Regions from separate parts of the Homo sapiens genome. Here region 1 is linked to region 2. The links are chromatin loops, found by intact Hi-C in ENCODE. Cell type or tissue: heart right ventricle. All regions are shown on one strand. Links, peaks and the distances in the headings refer to the core of each region. The heading gives the core; the rest is flanking DNA. Region 1 overlaps TRMU (tRNA mitochondrial 2-thiouridylase). Region 2 overlaps GRAMD4 (GRAM domain containing 4).

Evidence for each region. Hi-C counts contacts between places; a loop is a spot of excess contacts. Peaks named below come from ENCODE experiments on the same cell type or tissue, not always from the same donor. Only the 100,000 strongest peaks of a DNase experiment are listed, where the experiment ranks them.
Region 1: a loop joins it to region 2, with 2.6 times the contacts of the local background. A loop is called at or near these places in 5 of 110 quality-filtered maps.

What each region holds. Positions count from the first base shown.
Region 1 is chr22:46,351,332-46,359,959 of GRCh38, reverse strand. It overlaps TRMU (tRNA mitochondrial 2-thiouridylase), which reads right to left. Exons shown (of 11, transcript NM_018006.5): 6 at 7,786-7,839; 7 at 7,630-7,696; 8 at 6,093-6,193; 9 at 4,372-4,516; 10 at 3,888-3,970; 11 at 2,620-3,118. The coding sequence ends at 2,954. Among named protein-coding and RNA genes, the nearest start is that of TRMU, 20 kb to the right of the region's middle. In heart right ventricle, for the core only: a CTCF peak has its summit at 4,385 (motif pointing left); a DNase peak (open chromatin) is centred at 4,379; H3K27ac peaks cover 1,307 bases.
Region 2 is chr22:46,678,210-46,686,837 of GRCh38, reverse strand. It overlaps GRAMD4 (GRAM domain containing 4), which reads right to left. Exons shown (of 19, transcript NM_015124.5): 19 at 7,053-8,628. CERK (ceramide kinase) reads left to right here. Exons shown (of 13, transcript NM_022766.6): 13 at 1-2,428. Among named protein-coding and RNA genes, the nearest start is that of CERK, 56 kb to the left of the region's middle. RefSeq lists a silencer at 232-526 and an enhancer at 2,807-3,308. In heart right ventricle, for the core only: a CTCF peak has its summit at 5,640; no DNase peak of the experiment used is centred there; H3K27ac peaks cover 921 bases.

The DNA.
Region 1 (8,628 bases), core at 2,894-5,393, 330 kb after region 2:
TGCCCTGGTGCTGGCTGCACAGGACCACAGATTAGGGCCACCCCCGGGTCAAATCTGAGAGAGGAAAAACCACCCATGTGCCTGAGGTCATTTTTCAAGTTGTTGCTTTCTCCTCAGTTCACCTGCTAACGTTTACATCCTAGAATGCTCAGTGGCTAACATGATAGAATATTTCTACCTCAACCCCAAAGCCATGATTAGCAGGAAAATACTAGAAGCATCTGAGAGAGAGAAAGCAGTCCAGGTAGCCCGGAGCAGGCCTGTCCATCAGCCAGGCCAGGATGTCCATGTGAGGACCACGAAGTGCTCCGCAGAGCATCCGCAGCAGACCGTGACGGGTGAGGGCTGAACGAGCCCCTCTGTGATCCTGCCTGAACAGATGACAGCACAAACACCGGCCAAGCCACAGGGCGTCGACTCCCCCGGCCCAGGTGACAGGGGTGACCGCAGCTGCTTCAGTCACAGCTTCAGCCTCGCCTTGGGCTCCTCAGCCTGGAGGCAAGGCTTGTTAAGACCCCCAGGAGGGTCAGGCAGTGGTCCATGTCTGTAATCCCAACAGTGGCTGGCTGAGGCGGGAGTTCCAGACCAGACTGGGCAACACAGCAGGACTCCATCTCTACAGTTTTTAAAACTTAGCACAGTGGATCATGCCTGTAGTCCCAGTGCTTTGGGAGGCTGAGGCAAGATCGCTTGAGGCCAGGAGCTCAAGACCAGCCTAGACAACATAGCAAGACTGTTTCTAAAACAAAATTAAAGTTAGCTGGGTGTGGTGGTGTATGCCTGTTGTCCCAGCTACTTGGGAGGTCAAGGCTGCAGTGAGCTGTGATCACACCACTGCGCTCCAGCCTGGGTAACAGAGCAAGACCCTGTCTCTTGAAAAGAAAAAAAAAGAAACCTCCCCAAGAAGGAAGGGGCTTGGGCCCAGGCAAGGCTCCGGCACAGGGCAACATGGGAGCCAGAGACTGGGGAGAAGGCAGGCTCAGGGTGTTTGAAACCAGCTCAGGGCCTCGGGAAGGAGCCTCCCAGGTGTGAGGTGAGGGGGCATCATCCTAGGACCCATGTATCACTGAGATTATCCGGGAACAACGTAGGGGGAGAGGAGAGCGAGGGCTTTGCTTTCATTTGTATCACAAGCAGGGAGTAGGTGTAGGTGTACAGGCACCCAGCTCTTGGCCTGGAAAATGTTCCCCCATCGTCTTCATGGATAGGTGTGGCAAGGGGCTAAGGCCAGGCCACTGGGGGTACCCTTGCAGGCAGAAGGGGCTACCTAGCTACCTGTGCTCCTGGAGGCCCCCAGGTCTTCAAGAAGTCATCTGAGGGGCACAGCCTCTGGAGTGTGCCAGCCTTGGGTGCTGGGGAGGGTAGGAAAGAGGCCAGAAGAGCAGCCTGGAGACTTGGTCCCCTGGCCAACAGTTTCTGCTGAATCTCTGAGACATCGCACCAAAGCCCTCCAGAGTTGGCCAGTGGCCTTGTAGGGGGCAGGGCAGGCCATTGTGCCTGCTAGAGAGGGGAGCCCTGCCAGTCAGGAAGCTGTCACCATGGAGCCTGGGGGCTCAAGGGGGCAGAGGCAGGTTTGTGTCCCCGCTTCCTCCACTGGCCGATGCACAGGCCCTGAGGCTGGCAGGACGGTGGAGCCCGCTGGAGGTTGGAGCGGGGGCAGCCTTAGCGCTGCTGGCCTGGTGCCCACACCACCTTCTGCCTGGCTGCCCCACCTCCCACCTACTCATGTTTCTGTGACCTGGGAGGGTTCACCTAGGGCAGAGCAGTAGGCACCACAAGGGCTCTCCCACCCTCAGTTCCCAGGCTGGAGGCCCGACCACAGCCATAAATCAGGGAACCCCTGAGCCCAGGGAGGCTCCGTGCTGGGCTGAGCTGGCAGAACAAACGCGGCGCTTTAGCTCGGCCTCCATGCCCAGCTGGGCCGAGGATCCCCAGGGGCCTGTCTGGTCCCACTGGCCAGCGCTCTGCCTGCCTGGTAGAGCTGGGGCTTGCCCCTGGCCAGGGCAGCACTGACCCCACACCCCCCACCTCCCCACCCCAGCCCAGCAAGGGCCACGGCTCCACCTTAGGCCCCGTTTCCTCACCTGGCCTGCGGGGTTCTGGCCCACTCCTCACCCTCAGGACACTCCCTGCTGCGTGGGGGCCTAGGCTAGAAGGAAGGGTGCCCCAGGTCAGGGGACACCCAGTGGGGAGATGGGAGGAGGGGTCAGGATGGACAGTGGGCCCCATGGCAGCCCCCACCCTGACGCACCAGCAAGAACTCAGGGCATCTGGGCAAGGCCCTCTGCGCACCACCTGGCTGCCTCTGGAACCTTCCCACCCAGAGAAGGGGAATGCACCTCTGGTCCCCGCAGGAACCTGTCTTGAGGCACCAACAACACGCTACGAAGGACTCAAGCCCAGCAAGAGGAAGAGAGCCAAGGACACAGGTCAGCATCGCAGGCACCTACTCTGGAGTCCAGGAGCAGGGATACGGGGGCAGAGGATGGAGCAGCTGGGACCTCAGGGAGAGGTACGCAGGTTGCCATGGCTGCGTCTGCAGTCCACCTGCCTTTCCACGCCAGGGAGTCAGTGATGTGGAGCCCCCTGGGCCCCAGTGGAAGCAGCGATCAGACTATGTGTCCTTGAAATAATGTTTATTCCACGCTGTCCCGACAGCCCCCTCTGCAGGTCCCCTCGGTGTACTCTGAGGTGGGAAACCCTCCCTGGGGGCGGTGAAGGGGAACTCGGGCCACCCCACCAGCCAGCAGATGCTCCAGCAGCCAGAGCCCCAGCCTGGAGCTGAGGCTCTTCCTGGGGCTCGCCGGGCCCCTGCAGGCTTTTCGGACCCTCAGCCAGCCCGGCTTCCTCTGCTTTGGGCAGCAGCAAGCTGGCCCTTGGGCACCTGGACTGCTCACCAGCCGCCCAGCCATGGGTCCTGCTCTCCAGGTTCCTTCTAGCAGATCCATCTCTGTCAGAGCAAGGGACTCAGGCCTGGACCATCTTCTGGGCTGTCACTGGGGCTCTCAGTGGCCATCCCAGCTCTGCGCTGGCCCTTCTGGAGCGTGTAGGCAGACGGCCCCAGCCGCAGGATCTTCCCGCTGCCCAGGCACTCGTCCCCCTTGTAGAACACAGCAAACTGTAGGGGAGAGACCCTGGCATCAGGGGTGCCACAGGGAGCCAGCCGAGGGCAGGCAGGGGCAGAGTGCTCCCCTATGGGGCCTGGCCTGTGCTCGGAGCACCAGGCACTGAGCTCCCAGGGGAGCAGGGTTTTGCTGCTGCTGCTGCTGCTGAACAGGAGAGGAGAGGCCTGGGGCACCCAGTGGCTTCACTAGGGAGGGTCTTCAGGGTACCTCTCCCTGAGTGGGACAGTCACAGGGGCCTCTCCTGGGACTCCAAGGGACTGGCAGGTCTCTGCACCCCTTGGGAATGTGGAGCTGTGACAGGAAGGAGCATGGTGGCAGCCAGAGGATGCTTCCGCTTCCCTCACCCCAGGTTCCCTCCCACCACCTGCCCCTGGAGATTCCTCAGGCCTACACCCACCAGGCGCCCACCCTGGGAGCTCCTGCACACTCGGCCCACAGGGGCCCCGACCCTCTGCCTCTTTGAGCACTGTCCTCATGCCCCTTCCATTTTCTGTCCTCGCTTCTGGGGCCCGGGCAGCAGCTGAGCCTCTCAGGGCCCGAGCAGGAACTGGCTGGTTGGTGACACCAGAGTGGAAATCCTCTCACAGTTGTCACTGTGGGAGGAGCCCCCAGGGCAGGGCTGGTGGCACTCTGCCCTCACCAGCTGTGTGACCCGAGCACACCCTACTCCTGGGCCTCAGCCCCTTCCTCTGTAACCCGGGTGCCCTGGCAGGGTGCAGAGCAGTACAGTCCTCCCCGGGCTCACCCCCACACCCCACGCACCTGTCCTGTGGCAAGGGCACGCACAGCCTGCACAGCTGTCACCCACACGGTGCCATCTTGATTGAGGGTCAGCACACAGGGCACTGGGTAGAAGAGAGGGGCCCTTGGAGGGGGCACAGGCCTTTCCTGGTCGACCTCAGGCCCCCAGGGAGAAAGGAGCACCAGCCCACGGGGTCAAAAACCCCTGCTTAGAGGGGAAGGGCAGGGCACCAGCCTGGGCCCTGGACGCAGCAGGACACTGCGGGGCAGTGTACACACTTGCTTCAGCCCAACACGCCGGGGCCTGCCTGCATCTGCTCCCAGCACCCCCAGGCCTCGCTCAGGGCAGGCACAGGACACGGGAGTTCTAAATACTTTAGGTAATCTCCAAATGATCTCCACAACGGGACTTTCCTACCCCAGGGTCTCCCATCCCTGGCCCAAATCTGGCCTCAGGAAGCTCAGCTTCAAGGGGCCCGTCCTCAGGAGCCCTCCCGTCAGTCACCTAGTGCCATCTGGTGGCGGAATCGGAAGTGGCACTCCATCATCTTGTCCCGGACCAGTGCTGCGGGAGGCTCCTCCGCAATCCAGTGCACGCGGCTGGTCCTCAGCAGGTCCCTGTACAGGGCTGGGTGGTCTGTCCGGGGGGCCTGCAGAATGGAATGTGAAGGTGGGGACGCCGAGGGGCACCTGGCCCCAAGGCCGGCCTCAGTGTGGTCCCTGGGAACAACTGTCCTACCAGCACACACACACACAGGTAACGGTGCTGGCACCGCTCGAAGTGTTCTACCCACAGAAATTCATCTCATCACCCGCCGGGCCTTTGAATCCCCATTTTACAGATGAGGAGACTAAGGCCCAGGAAGGAAGTACCATGTCAGAGTGGGCAAGAGGCAGGGGTGAGATCCGAGCCCATGACAGTGAATGCTGCAGGTTCAAGTCTGACTCAGGCCCTCTACCTGCAACCACCTGTGGGGCAGCAGCACGGCCCCCCTCGAGGACTGGTTTTTCTATTCGCAGGGACAGGGGCCAGCCACACCACGGGCTCTTCTCTCAAGGCCACCCCAGGAATTCCTCCACACACCAAATGGCTGAGGAGAAAGGAGGGACTGGTAGCTGCTGGCTTCCCACAGGTGCCCCAGGACTGGCCCTGGTCTGGGGGGCCCCAGATACCCTAGGTTGGTTCTGAGGCCCCTGCTCCCTGTCACCCACCCATGGCCTCGGGCCATTGAGACCTGGCACCTCCTGGGATTGTGCCAAGCCCCGCCCCTGAAGCAGGACGAGGAGCATGAAGTTAAGGGCTTTGGGTTCTAAGCAGGCACCAAGACCCGTCCAGGGACAGGAGGCCGTTGGTTAACCCTTCTGGTCTTCTCACAGCAAACTGAAATCTAGATCATTTAATTCATTCGCAGCCAGGCTTTTCTCCCCACAGGTCTTCCTAGTAAGGAGATGTCCTGGAATCGGTGGGTGGGGCCTGCTGGCCCCCGCCTCCGTCTAAGAGAAGGCGCCCCAGCATTCGTGCCAGAACATGAGCCGGCAGCCAGGGTGCTGAGAGTGGGCCTTCTCAGCTCCACGCGCCAAGGTGGAGGCCGGGTCACTCAGGGAAGAGGCTGTGCTGAACACGGCAAGCAGCATCCCCGGCCTGACCCACAGATGCAGCAGCACCCGCGTCCTTGCTTTTCCACCCAAGCTGTGACAACCAAAAATGCCTCTAGACACTGGCAAGGTCCCCTGAAGGTGGGGTGAGCTTGCCGCCACTGAGCGGCCCTGCTTTGAGGCCAGGGTCACAGTGGTAAGGTCCCCACTGTGGTGGAAGGCTTGGTTTGATCCTGGCTTGGCCATCTGCACCTGCCTGACAACAACTCACTGGATCCTACCATGGTGGGCACCATCCTTGGCACTGAGGCCATGCCCTCTCCACCGGATGAGCCACCCAAGCTCTGGGCGTCGCTGTCCTCTTTCATAAAATTGGAGAAACTGTATCTGTGTATCGGGGTTCAGGGATGATTAAGAGACCAGCATACAACTCAGCCTAATGAATACCTTAAAACTCTCCTGCCACCATGGCCAGTCCCAGGAAAGGCAGGGGACCAAGGACAGGAACAGAGTTAGTCACAGCCTCCAGGAAGCCACGGCTGCTGGAGGCCTTCTCAAGCCCTGGTCTGGAAGCACTGCTGGCCCTGCCAGAACCAGCCCCAGTGCTGTCTCAGAGGCCGGCCCACTCACCACAAACACGTCACCCTTGACGCTGTCCTTCTCCACCACGTACCAGGGCTCTCTCAGGCCACCTATGTTTGCTCTCTGGCCCAAGGTATACAGGAACCAACCTACAGAAAGACAGTTTCTCCATGAGGCTGGGCAACAAGTTACAGCCCACATGTCACGCCTCATCATGAAGGCAGATGCTGGGAGGGCAGCCCAGAGCAGGCCCAGCAATGGTGTAACTCACTAGGAAGATACGATTCTCCAACCACCAAAGCCAGCCCTGACCAAGCACCTGAGCACATCTCATCATTGTCCAGGCCTGGGCTGGACATGGGGTGTGGTGGCCACAAAGAAGGCACCTTGTGCCCCAGAAGGTGCAGGTTCCAGCTGTAGGAGCCCCTGACCCTAGGCCCAGGATGCGGCTGGGTGCCCTGTGTGACGCCAGGGGCCCTTCTTGCTGAGCCCATGACATAGCTGCACGTCTTCACAGTGTCCATCTAATGCAGTAACTGCATCAGGGCTACCCCCAGCTGCTCTGCGCACCCTCACAATGTCACACAGCAGATGGCAAACTCACTGCCTCCCTCCCCTGCAGTGGGGCACACAGGCAGAGAGAACCTCATGGGATTTACCACGTGGCCTGGGCCGGCAGCCTTCTTCAGTGAAGTGAACTGCAGGTGGAAGCCATGAGTCATCCAACTGGCTCCTGCTGGGGCCAGGGCTGGCAGATACATGGGCAATCCTGTCTGGCAGTTCTGTCCCAAGCAAAGCTGTCACCTCCACCTGTCTCAGGAATGCCTAGCCCCGGCTCCGCCTGCCGTCTCCCCTCCACAAGAGGTGGAAGATCTCCAAGTGCAATTCACTGCAAGACGCCCTACACCTGAGCTGCAGCCTGGCTCTCCTGGCCAGTCCCACAGCTCAGGTCTGTGCTGTGTCAAGACCTGCCTGATCATCACGCCGGCAGGCACATCCCCGCCACTGTACTAACCCAACAATGGCTGCACTCTGTCCCCACAGCAGGACTGCACACTGTGACTGACTCGGAGCCTGTCCCCTGACACCAGGCACAGCACAGGCTCACGCAGGCCTCACCGCAGTAAGGGTCTGCACATGAGCGAGCAGCACTCTGGCCAGCGCGGACGCCTGATCCCATCGCTGCATGTGGTCCTTAATCATTCACACCATGCCGGGACGTCCACCTTACTCCCTGAATCAGAGTGGAGTTTTGTGTAGTTTAACATTTTCCTTACACAGGAAGGAAATCATTCTTTTTACAGGGACTTGATACGTAACTCACAGAGTATAGTCCTTCCAAGTCAGAGGCGCGCTTTTCATGAACTCCAGCATCTCAGCTGAGGCCACATCTGGAAGTGCACCCAGCCACCATCAAGGCAACTGTTCCACCCTAGGCCGTGCCCGCCCCCGGCCGCCCCACAGAGCCTTCTACAATTCTCCAGCCAAGTGGAAGGGACGACAGGAACTCTGGTCTAGTCTCCCAGAGCTGAAACGCCACAGCTCTAGGCATTTCAGATGACAAGTGGCAGAGTCTGCACCTCACCTTTATGTGTTCCCAGAACCTTATTGTCTTCTATGGAAATAAAGTGACCAGGTCGAGGCTGCAGATACTGGAAAACAAACATGTCATTACCGACGGAGATCTAGGCCCAGGGCAGACACGCAGCCCCATCTCTTTGTGTCAAAGAGCAGCACGCACCTGAAGAAGGAAATGTTCAAAATTCCTCTTCCCGATGAAACACATGCCCATGCTCTGAAATGAGAAGACGGCAGCCGTGAGAGGAGCAGAAGTGGCGGTGGCCCAAGCTGTACCCAGACGTCCTGAGCGGGCCCTGGGGCCTCCCGGCCTCACCCCACACTTTGCTTCCAGGGTAGGGGCCCGGCTGCCCACCGGCACCCTCGGCCGCCAGTCACAGCCGGCGCACACGATGCCAGAGCCTTAGAGAACGCCTCATTGTCTCGGCCCGCGGGGTCTGACCCTGCGCGGGAGACCCTCACACCAGCTGCCCCGGGGAAGAAAGCAGAACCCGGTCAGGTCCTTCAGGCCACTGTCCTGCGAGGAGTGGGGGAGAGACAGGGACCAGAGAAGGGGCAGGTAGCAGGAAAGCCAGGCCTGAAGCTAAGGCCTTAGGGGAGGGCTCCAGGGGAGTCAGAGGAGAGAGGCGCCTTCCTCAAGCACATCTGCCCTAGCTGGGGAGCCTGGGTGGCGTGCGCTCTCCACCGTGGCCCCATCAGGGGCTGCATCGTTTACTCTGGTTTGTGTCTCTCAAGACTGCCCTTCCATCCCTGCGGCTCCCACCACAGAGCGACACCGGAAACGGAAAACAAGAGGAGAGGAGGACGGGCGGTGGGCGTGCTCTTCAGGGAAGATGGCTCTGATGAAAGGTATGGCCGTTTCCATTACCAGGAAGAGACACGAAGGAGCAACAGCTCCCACCGCACTGGCCCCTGAAGAGGTGAGGCTCATCCCACAGCGCCCTCGCCCTCCATCCCCAAGGCCCTCCCACGGGCTTCATCCTAGTTCCGCCAACACTCCGGGTTC
Region 2 (8,628 bases), core at 4,215-6,714:
GCCCGTTAGTGGCTCTATTGCAATAATGTTAGGGACATTATATGATTTCCACGCAGGTCACACCATCTGGGCCTGAGGTAGCAGTGGGTCACTTTGATCCACTTTGCAGGACTTATTCTGTAACGGTTTGTGGCCAAGTTTTGGGAAGTGGTTGATTCTCTTTGCCTTCATTTCACCTTCCTCTTCGTTTACGGTTAGGACATCGCTGCTTGATCCTTACAATACTGTGCAACTGCAATGCAACGTGGCCCTGCTTCAGGTGATCCGCGGGAGGGGCCTCCACGCCAGCGCCGGGAAGGCTGCTGGGGCCTCCACACCTGCCTCATCACGGCGGCGAGGCTACGACAATCCGGCTGGGAGCATGACCTTGGCGTCTGTTCTGGGAGCACGGATGATAAGCTCTGGAAGCTGGCAGTGTGTAAAGCACTGGCAAGTTTGTTACTGTTAAAATGTCAAATACCAATGCTTTATATCGACGCGAAGTGCTTAACACAGCCGGGCTTGGGGGCAGTCAGGAGGAAGCTGGCCATCCGTGGAGGAGGGGCCGGTCCTGGACTCCCGCAGGACTCCTCTGAGGCAGGGCCTGAAGTCTGTACACGTGGTCCAGATTTGTCCTTGTCTTTTCTTCACACTGAGTTCTCTATATTTATTGAACATCTTGTCCTTTTAAGCCAGAGTAGTGTAAACTGCGTCTCGGATGTCTGTCTTTTGCCTCGAAGCCACGATGGATCGCTGGTTTCCTCTGCAGCGCGAGGGCTCCGGCGACCAGAGGATTCTTCCCGGAAGGCATTCCTGCCGCGCTCCCCGGGGCACCCCTCAATTGTGTACTACGTCCTTGTTTAGTGTGTATCCGTGCCCACGTAGATGATGTCTGTAACGTAGTTTTGTTTGAAATATGAGAATATGCGGCTTAAACTTTGATCTGTAAGGAGCGGGGCCGTGGCCGTTTGGAGCACGCTGTAGACACCGTTCCTCATGCTGCCGGGTGGGTTTTGCAGAAGCTCCCTTAGTGATTTCATGTTTAACAGGCAGCATCCATTTTCAGAATTTCCTGGCATTGATTTATATTTTGAAGCATACAGGAAACTTCTCGTTTCCTCGTTTAGCCCCACCCAGATCAGGTGAAAGGGCAGCTTTAATGGTGGTTTTTATGGACCACATTATCAGAGAGCACTGTGCAAGCCAAATGGTTCAATAATGAATGAAAATTCTGGGTGTAAAGAGTAAATATGCCCTGGCTCTTTCTACCAATGTTTGCTCCTGGTTGGAAAGAAACCAAAGATTTAAGACGGGCTGCTCTTCCAGACTGGCTGTGCCTGCCTGTGCCCAGCAACCTGTGCAGCCGGCAGTGTGCCTGGTGTCACGCCAGGAGGCTGTGGCTGCTGTGGGCCCTCTGGAATTGTGCTCCTCACAAAGTTTCCCCAAAAGGTTCTTCTAAGCCTTTATTGTCCCTGGTAAATGTTTCCCGGCTGGGCGCGGTGGCTCACGCCTGTAATCCCAGCACTTTGGGAGGCCGAGGCGGGTGGATCACCTAAGGTCAGGAGTTTGAGATCAGCCTGCCCAACATGGTGAAACCTCGTCTCTACTAAAAATACACAACTTAGCCAGTCTTGTTGGCGCACGCCTGTAATCTCAGCTACTAGGGATGCTGAGGCAGGAGAATCGCTTGAACCCAAGAAAGAGGTGGAGGTTGCGGTGAGCCAAGATTGCGCCACTGCACTCCAGCCTGGGCAAACAGAGGGAGACTCCATCGCCCCCCCCAACAAAAAAAAAAGTTTCCCATACACTGGCCTGCCCCAAAACCCACTAACAATTTTAGCAAAACAGTCCAGGCCAAAGAGGAAGCATTTCATGTTCAATAAGAAACCCAGCCATTCCGCATGGCTGGTTCCTGAGTGGCTCTGGTGATACTCTCCAGCCACCTGCTGACATTCAGAATCTCAGACCTCGGGACTGCTGTTGCGGTACCGTGTGTCTGACACCTGCCAGCAGCCCTTTGCTATCTGCGCGCAGGATGGGGGTGACTGCCCAGACATTCCCGCTAGATAGGCTCTGATTTCCGGGGCAGCCTTTCAGATGCGGCAGACATACAACACCTGTACTTTAGAGTTTTAAGGGAAAAAAAATCAGAAGTGCTGGTTAGATAGTAAAAACTTAGGATAACTTAGAAAGGCTAGTTTTAGCTTCCTTTGTGGCTCCCTGGTGCAAAACAATTAGCAGTTATGCAATGGACCTGATTCTAGTTTATTCTAATTAAGAAGTGAGGCCGAGTTTGACTTCGTTCCTGAATACAATCTTGAGTAACTGGGAAAGTCTGAGTGAAAGGATGGCCTCATTCTCTTTCTAATCTTGCTGGTTTCAAGATTAGAAAATGGCATTATTTGATCTGAAATGTTTGAGAAGACACGAATAAAGTTACTTGGGCAGACTTGGCTTGCTTTCTTTCCTTTACACATACCTGTTATTTTCAAAGCAGAATATTTTTCATGAAAACACACACAATTTAAAGAACAAGAATAAAATGAAGCAAGGTGTCACCACCACCTATGCCAGGCAACTGAACGCCGCCCCGAAGCCTTCTGTGCCCTGCTCTGGAGTCCCCCCGCTCCCCCTGGGAGGGCGCTACGAGGTCACGCCAAGCGCATCCCTTCCTGCCTCTGTCCATGGCTGTATCTGCAACAGCGAGTTTAGTTTTGCAGGTTTTGCTCCTTATCCAAAGGAAACGTGTTGTTTTCTGTAACTTGCTTCTTTCACTCCACATGTCTATTTTTATTTATTTATTTATTTTGAGACGGAGTTTCGCTCTGTCACCCAGGCTGGAGTGCAGTGGCGCAATCTCGGCTCACTACAATCTTGGCTCACTGCAAGCTCGCCTCCTGGGTTCACGCCATTCTCCTGCCTCAGCCTCCGGAGTAGCTGGTACTACAGGTGCCCGCCACCACGCCCAGCTAATTTTTTGTATATTTAGTAGAGACGGGGTTTCACTGTGTTAGCCAGGATGGTCTCGAGCTCCTGGCCTCGTGATCCACCAGCCTCGACCTCCCAAAGTGCTGGGATTACAGGCGTGAGCCACTGCGCCCGGCCCACTCCACATGTTTGAGAGGGCATTTGCATTTGTATTTGAGGAACTTCGAAAGGACATTTGCATTGTGAAACTGACTTTTCTGGTCCATGAAAGATCCTCATTCATGTCTTTTAATTATTTTATAATTTTTTCCATGAAAGTCTTTAAATTTTTAGATTTATTCCTAAAACTTGACTTTTGTTTGTTTTTAACCTTGTTTTAAACAAGGTCTTATTCAGTTGCTCAGGCTGGGGTACAGTGGCGTGATCACGGCTCACTGTAACTTCAATCTCTCAGACTGAAGCAATCCCACCTCAGCCTCCTGAGTAACTGGGACTACAGGCGTGCAACACCATGCCTGGCTATTTTGTTAAAATTTTTTGTAGAGACAGGGGTCTCACTCTGTTACCCAGGCTGGTCTCGAACTCCCGGGCTCAAGCAATCCTCCTGCCTCAGCCTTCCAAACTGCTGGGATTACAGGAGTAAGCTACTGTGCCCAGCCAAAAGTTCTTATTTTGAGGCTTTTTAATGTTTTGTAAAGATAGGGTCTCACCATGTTGCCCAGCCTGGTCTCAAACTCCTGGCCTCAAGTGAACCTCCCATCTTGGCCTCCCAAAGCGCTGGGATTACAGGCGTGAGCCACCACACTTGGCCTTTGAGGCTATCTTAAAATTTGTTTTGTTTTGCATAGAAATGCAATTTTTTGTTTGTTATGAGACGGAGTCTCGCCCTGTTGCCCAGGCTGGAGTACAATGGTGTGATCTCGGCTCACTGCAACCTCTGCCTCCGGGGTTCAAGTGATTCTCCTGCCTCAGCCTCCCAAGTAGCTAGCATTATAGGTGCATGCCACCATGCCCAGCTAGTTTTTTGTATCTTTAGTAGAGATGGGGTTTCCCCATGTTGTCCAGGCTGGTCTCAAACTCCTGGCCTCGTGATCTGCCCGCCACAATTGTTTTTTATGTGTTGGGTTATATCCAGAAACCTTGCCTCCCGTCAACCTAAAGTGACATCAGAGTGTTCTCCTAAGAAAGAGTTTATTCAGGAACAGCAAGGGGATTGCAGTCAGGATATGCGTGCTACACTGGAAGGCATTTTGGGGGGTGTTCGCGATAAAGGCAACACTTTAAAAGGCAAAGAAGTCCATGTAAGCTGCTCTAGAACGAAGTTCACAGGTCACAGCAGCTCCTGGCAGGAGGCAGTACTGTTCACCGCAGGAGTGGCCGTCACTGGGCGGGCGCCCTCGTCGCAGTCCCGAGGGTTCTGGGGTGAGTTCTGCTACAGGCAGGTCTTCGAGAGCTTCTTCACGGCCTCCCCTGACTCATTTTGTACCAGCAGCTTCCACACTCCTATGATGATGATTTACCTGTGAATTTCGGGGTTTTCTGTCATCATATCATTTACAGATAGTAACAGCTGAATGTCTTCTTTACAATCGTGCATGGTCCAGCTATTTCCCCTAGCTTGCGATGCCAGCTGTGACATGTGGTAGAGAGTTGAGCAGAGAGGATGGCAGGGGCATGGGCCAGCTCCTGTCTGAGGGAGTGGTCAGCTGCCCATCACTGCCTCTTGGCTCCAGCCCCACCCCAGCTGCCCCTCTGTGATCCCAGGTGTCTCCCTTCCAGCTGACGTGGACCCGAGGGCCCCAGGAGGAGGGCAGAGCTGGGCTTCCTGGTTCCAGGGGTTTTGAGGGCAGATTTCTGATTTCAGCAGCACTGGGTGGCTGCACAGCCCTTTCCCTGGGCGGCTTTCCCAGCTCACACCAACACAGGACGGGGTCTTGGGGTCCTTCCTTGGCTGTGCCCTTAGTCTGTGGCTCCTGTAGTCTCTGGCCAACCCTGTCCTCCAAACACTGCTGGAGCTCATAAGCCCATAGAATGCTGCCTCCTGGAGTTCTGCAGGACGAGCAGAATGGACCACAACCCTGGGTTCCCAGCGTCACTCACTTTGGTCCATGTGAGGCCCTCTCTGATTTATTTACTCATTCATCCGTTACATTCATCCAGTAAATATTTAAAAACATATAGCAAGTACCTATGAAGAGAACCCCTGGTTCAAGAATAAAATCATTAACAATTTCATTCCCCTCTGGACTCTCCCTGACGCACCCCCACCCTGGGTGACCCCTCTTCTGATTTGCAGCCAGAGTGCCAGCTTCTGCTGGAAGCTCTGCAGTGCCCCATCACTCCCAGAACAAAAGTCCTAGAGGGCACCAGGCCTGCCCCACAGGTTTGTGACCTTTCCTTGTTGCACAGCCCCTCTGGTAGCCAGGTACAGCCGAGAGATGCCGCTGAGTAAGGTAAAATGCATGCATTAAAACATGCACGATTGCCAAGGAAACCAGCTGCACTGAAATAGTTATCACAATCACCCGTAAATGGTGATAGAGGTATATGTAGGCACCTTTATTGACACTAAATGGTGAAATATACGCAAAACAGGCAAGTTGTTGGTTTAGGCATAGAGCCTGTGGGCCGAGGGTGGGTGGTCTCCCACAAGGTTGGCCTTTTTGAGCACTCAGAAGCCCCTGGGAGGCCCCTCCGCCTCCTCCATGGCCCGGCTCCAGTGACACCTGCCATGGGCCCACACTGCCCCCTGTCTGTGTGGAGGGGTCAGTGTGGGCTGCCAACGGGTTAGGTAGGTCTGAGCCTTGTTCCAAGTTAGGAGCAAGCTGGGGGAGGACCTGTTGCAGAGGACAGAGGGGTGGGTGGAAGGGGTCGGTGGCTATCACAGCATGGATGTGTTCCTGGGAAGGATGTGAGGGTGTGTTTGGCAGGTTCCTAGCCCATCACTGCTGTGTCCCAGCACCAAGGACTTGGCTGGCTGGGTGGGTGGGTGGGTGGGTAAATGGGTGGATGGGTGGATGGATGGATGGATGGATGGATGGGTAGGTAGATGGATAGGTGGGTGGGTGGGTGGGTGGAAAGATGGATGGATGGATGGATGGATGGATGGATGGATGGATGGATGGGTAGGTGAATGGATAGGTGGGTGGGTGGATGGATGGATGGATGGGTGGGTGGATGGATGGATGGGTGGGTGGATGGATGGGTGGGTGGGTGGATGGATGGATGGATGGGTGGATGAATAGGTGGGTGGATGGATTGATGGATGAGTGGGTAGGTGGATGGATGAATGGATGGAGGGATGAATGGGTGGGTGGATGGATGAATGGGTGGGTGGATGGATGGATGGATGGATGGATGGATGGACGGACGGACGGACGGACGGACAGATGTGGATGAATGGATGGATCAGTGGCTGGCTATGTCGATGGAGTACGCATATGTCCTACTTTCCGAAGCTGTGCCCCTTAGGGTGGCGTGGCCCACTAGACCTAGTTTCCGCCTGGCTCCAGCTCCCTTGCTGTGTAACCTGGGGAGGTCTCTGCCTCCAAGGGGGCTCCTGTGGGCTTGAGGCACAGGAGGCTAGGCAGCACCAGGTGCACCTGGCACAGGCTCATGCCCAACTCCAGGGGTTTCAAAAGCCAGGCAGGTCCTTGCACCCTTCTGTGTCTAGTCTCAGCATCCAGATGGACCAAGCCCCAAGTGTTGCTGGAAACCCCTGTGTCCAGAACCCCCAGGCAGCCAGGACACCAAAGTGGAGAGGGGCCAAAGCCTGCATGCCCCCTGACCCCAAGGCACTGCCTCTGCCTCAACCTCCCCCACTTCGCCCTGTGCCAGCCCTGGGTACCCTCCCTGCAGGCCGCGTCCCTCGCCACCTGGCCTCCTGTCTTCTGGAACTCAGGCCCTGCCCCCTGCTCCCAGCCTCCAATGCCCACGTCCAACAGGACTCTGCTTCTCAGCCCCACCTCACCCCACAGCCGTCACTCAGGCCGCATCAGTACCCAAACGCCCCGCCGCCGGCAGCCGTGGGGCCCCAGGGAGTGGCGGGCTGGCAGCGGCACTGAGGGCCTGGGGTTGGTGGCCCAGCTGGCTCAGGCCGCCTACAATGCGTGTGGCCCTGCCAAGGAGGCAGACAGCCCTGAGCCTTAGCACAAAGCATTTTAGGTTTATTTAAATAAAAATTATAATTTATACAATACTTTTTCTTTAAACAAACAAAGTTTTCTTAAAAAAATGTTACAGGAGAATTTTTTTCATCGGTTCTTAATACAGTACAATCCTTTTGTTGAACAAAAGTCACACTGGCAATGATTATTTACAGATCCAAAATAGACTCAGGCTTCAGACATAAAAAATTTAACATTCGTCTAGTTCAGTGATTAGTCACAGAAATTAAACATCTGCCCAGATGTACACAATTTGGTAAAAACTACAGCTTCTCTCCACGGGGAGCCCAGAGCCCGTGCCGATCCGCGCTCCGCTCCCGAGGACTTCCAGGGAGGGGCCTGTGCTGGCAGCAGAGCCAGTCGGTGGCCCTCCCCCGACCCCCCGCTCCCCGAATGTGGCCCTCCCTGGGGGCTTCGGCCACACCTGGCACGTGGTCAGTTTTCATCTCCCTTTCTCCACAAAAGGGACTCGAACTAAACCACCCGACGCTGGTAAAGCCCCATCTGCCCCAGGGACCCCTCCCGCTGTGTTTGGGGACTGAATCCCAGCACCTAGGAAGAGGCGCTCATTGGCCCCGAGGCCCCGGACCCATCCTTGGGCACTGCCGGGCCCTGGGGAGAGAGGTGTGGCCATTGTCTGCGGGCACTGCCTCTGCAGCCGCCCCTGGGGGTGGGTCAGTGCCCACCCTGTGTTGCCTCAGGCGCCAAGGTGGGGTTCACTGGGATATGTCCCCCTCCCCTGGTGCACCAAGAGAGCCAGTCCCCTACAGGAGCCAGACCCACGGCTCAGAGCGGGTTCTGTCCCCATTCGGGAAAGGCCGCCGTGTGGTCATCCTGACGCCAACGTCCGCGCAGTCCAGAGCCACGGGGGCTCCGCTCCACCGCCTGGGATAGGACATGTGCTTAATCTGGTGATCGGCGCAGCTCCCCCCAAAGCACCCCCGGCACCAGCGTGTGACTCTGCGGCCCCTCGTGAAGGGGGTGAAACCAGCCCATGCCGCCGGATCCCTCACCCACACCAGCAAATGAGGATCGGAGCAAAGATAAAAATTACATCTGAAAAAGGATACAAAAATAAGAAAACCAGCTTGCTCGCTGTAAAAAATAGAATCTTCTGTTTCTTCAAAAAACAACAATCTCAACGACACCCAAGGGACTCAGGACAAGCTGAGGGAGCTGCGGGATCCGCCCCAGCAGACACGCAGGCCCGCGGGGTGGCCACCTCCTTCCAGGAGGCCCAAGCCGCCTTTCCCTCCCTTCAGCCCAGCGCAGGCGGCCCCAGCAGACCAGGCCTGCGGGCGCTCCCTCCACAAATGCCACCTTGTTCCCGGGAAGCCCAGGCTTCCCTGGGGCAGGGCGGGGGCTGGGGGGGTCTGTGCCCGGACCGGCACCGGCTAGGCACGCGGGGGAGGGAACGCTGTCGCATGTCGGCTGCAGGCAGTGCAGGCCCAGGCCTCTGGGCTCGGCTCACGGTTGCTCCCTAAAGCACAGGGGCTGCCAGAGCCTCTCGGATGGCCCAAAGGCGGCTGCAGCCTGGGCCACCATGGTCCCGGAA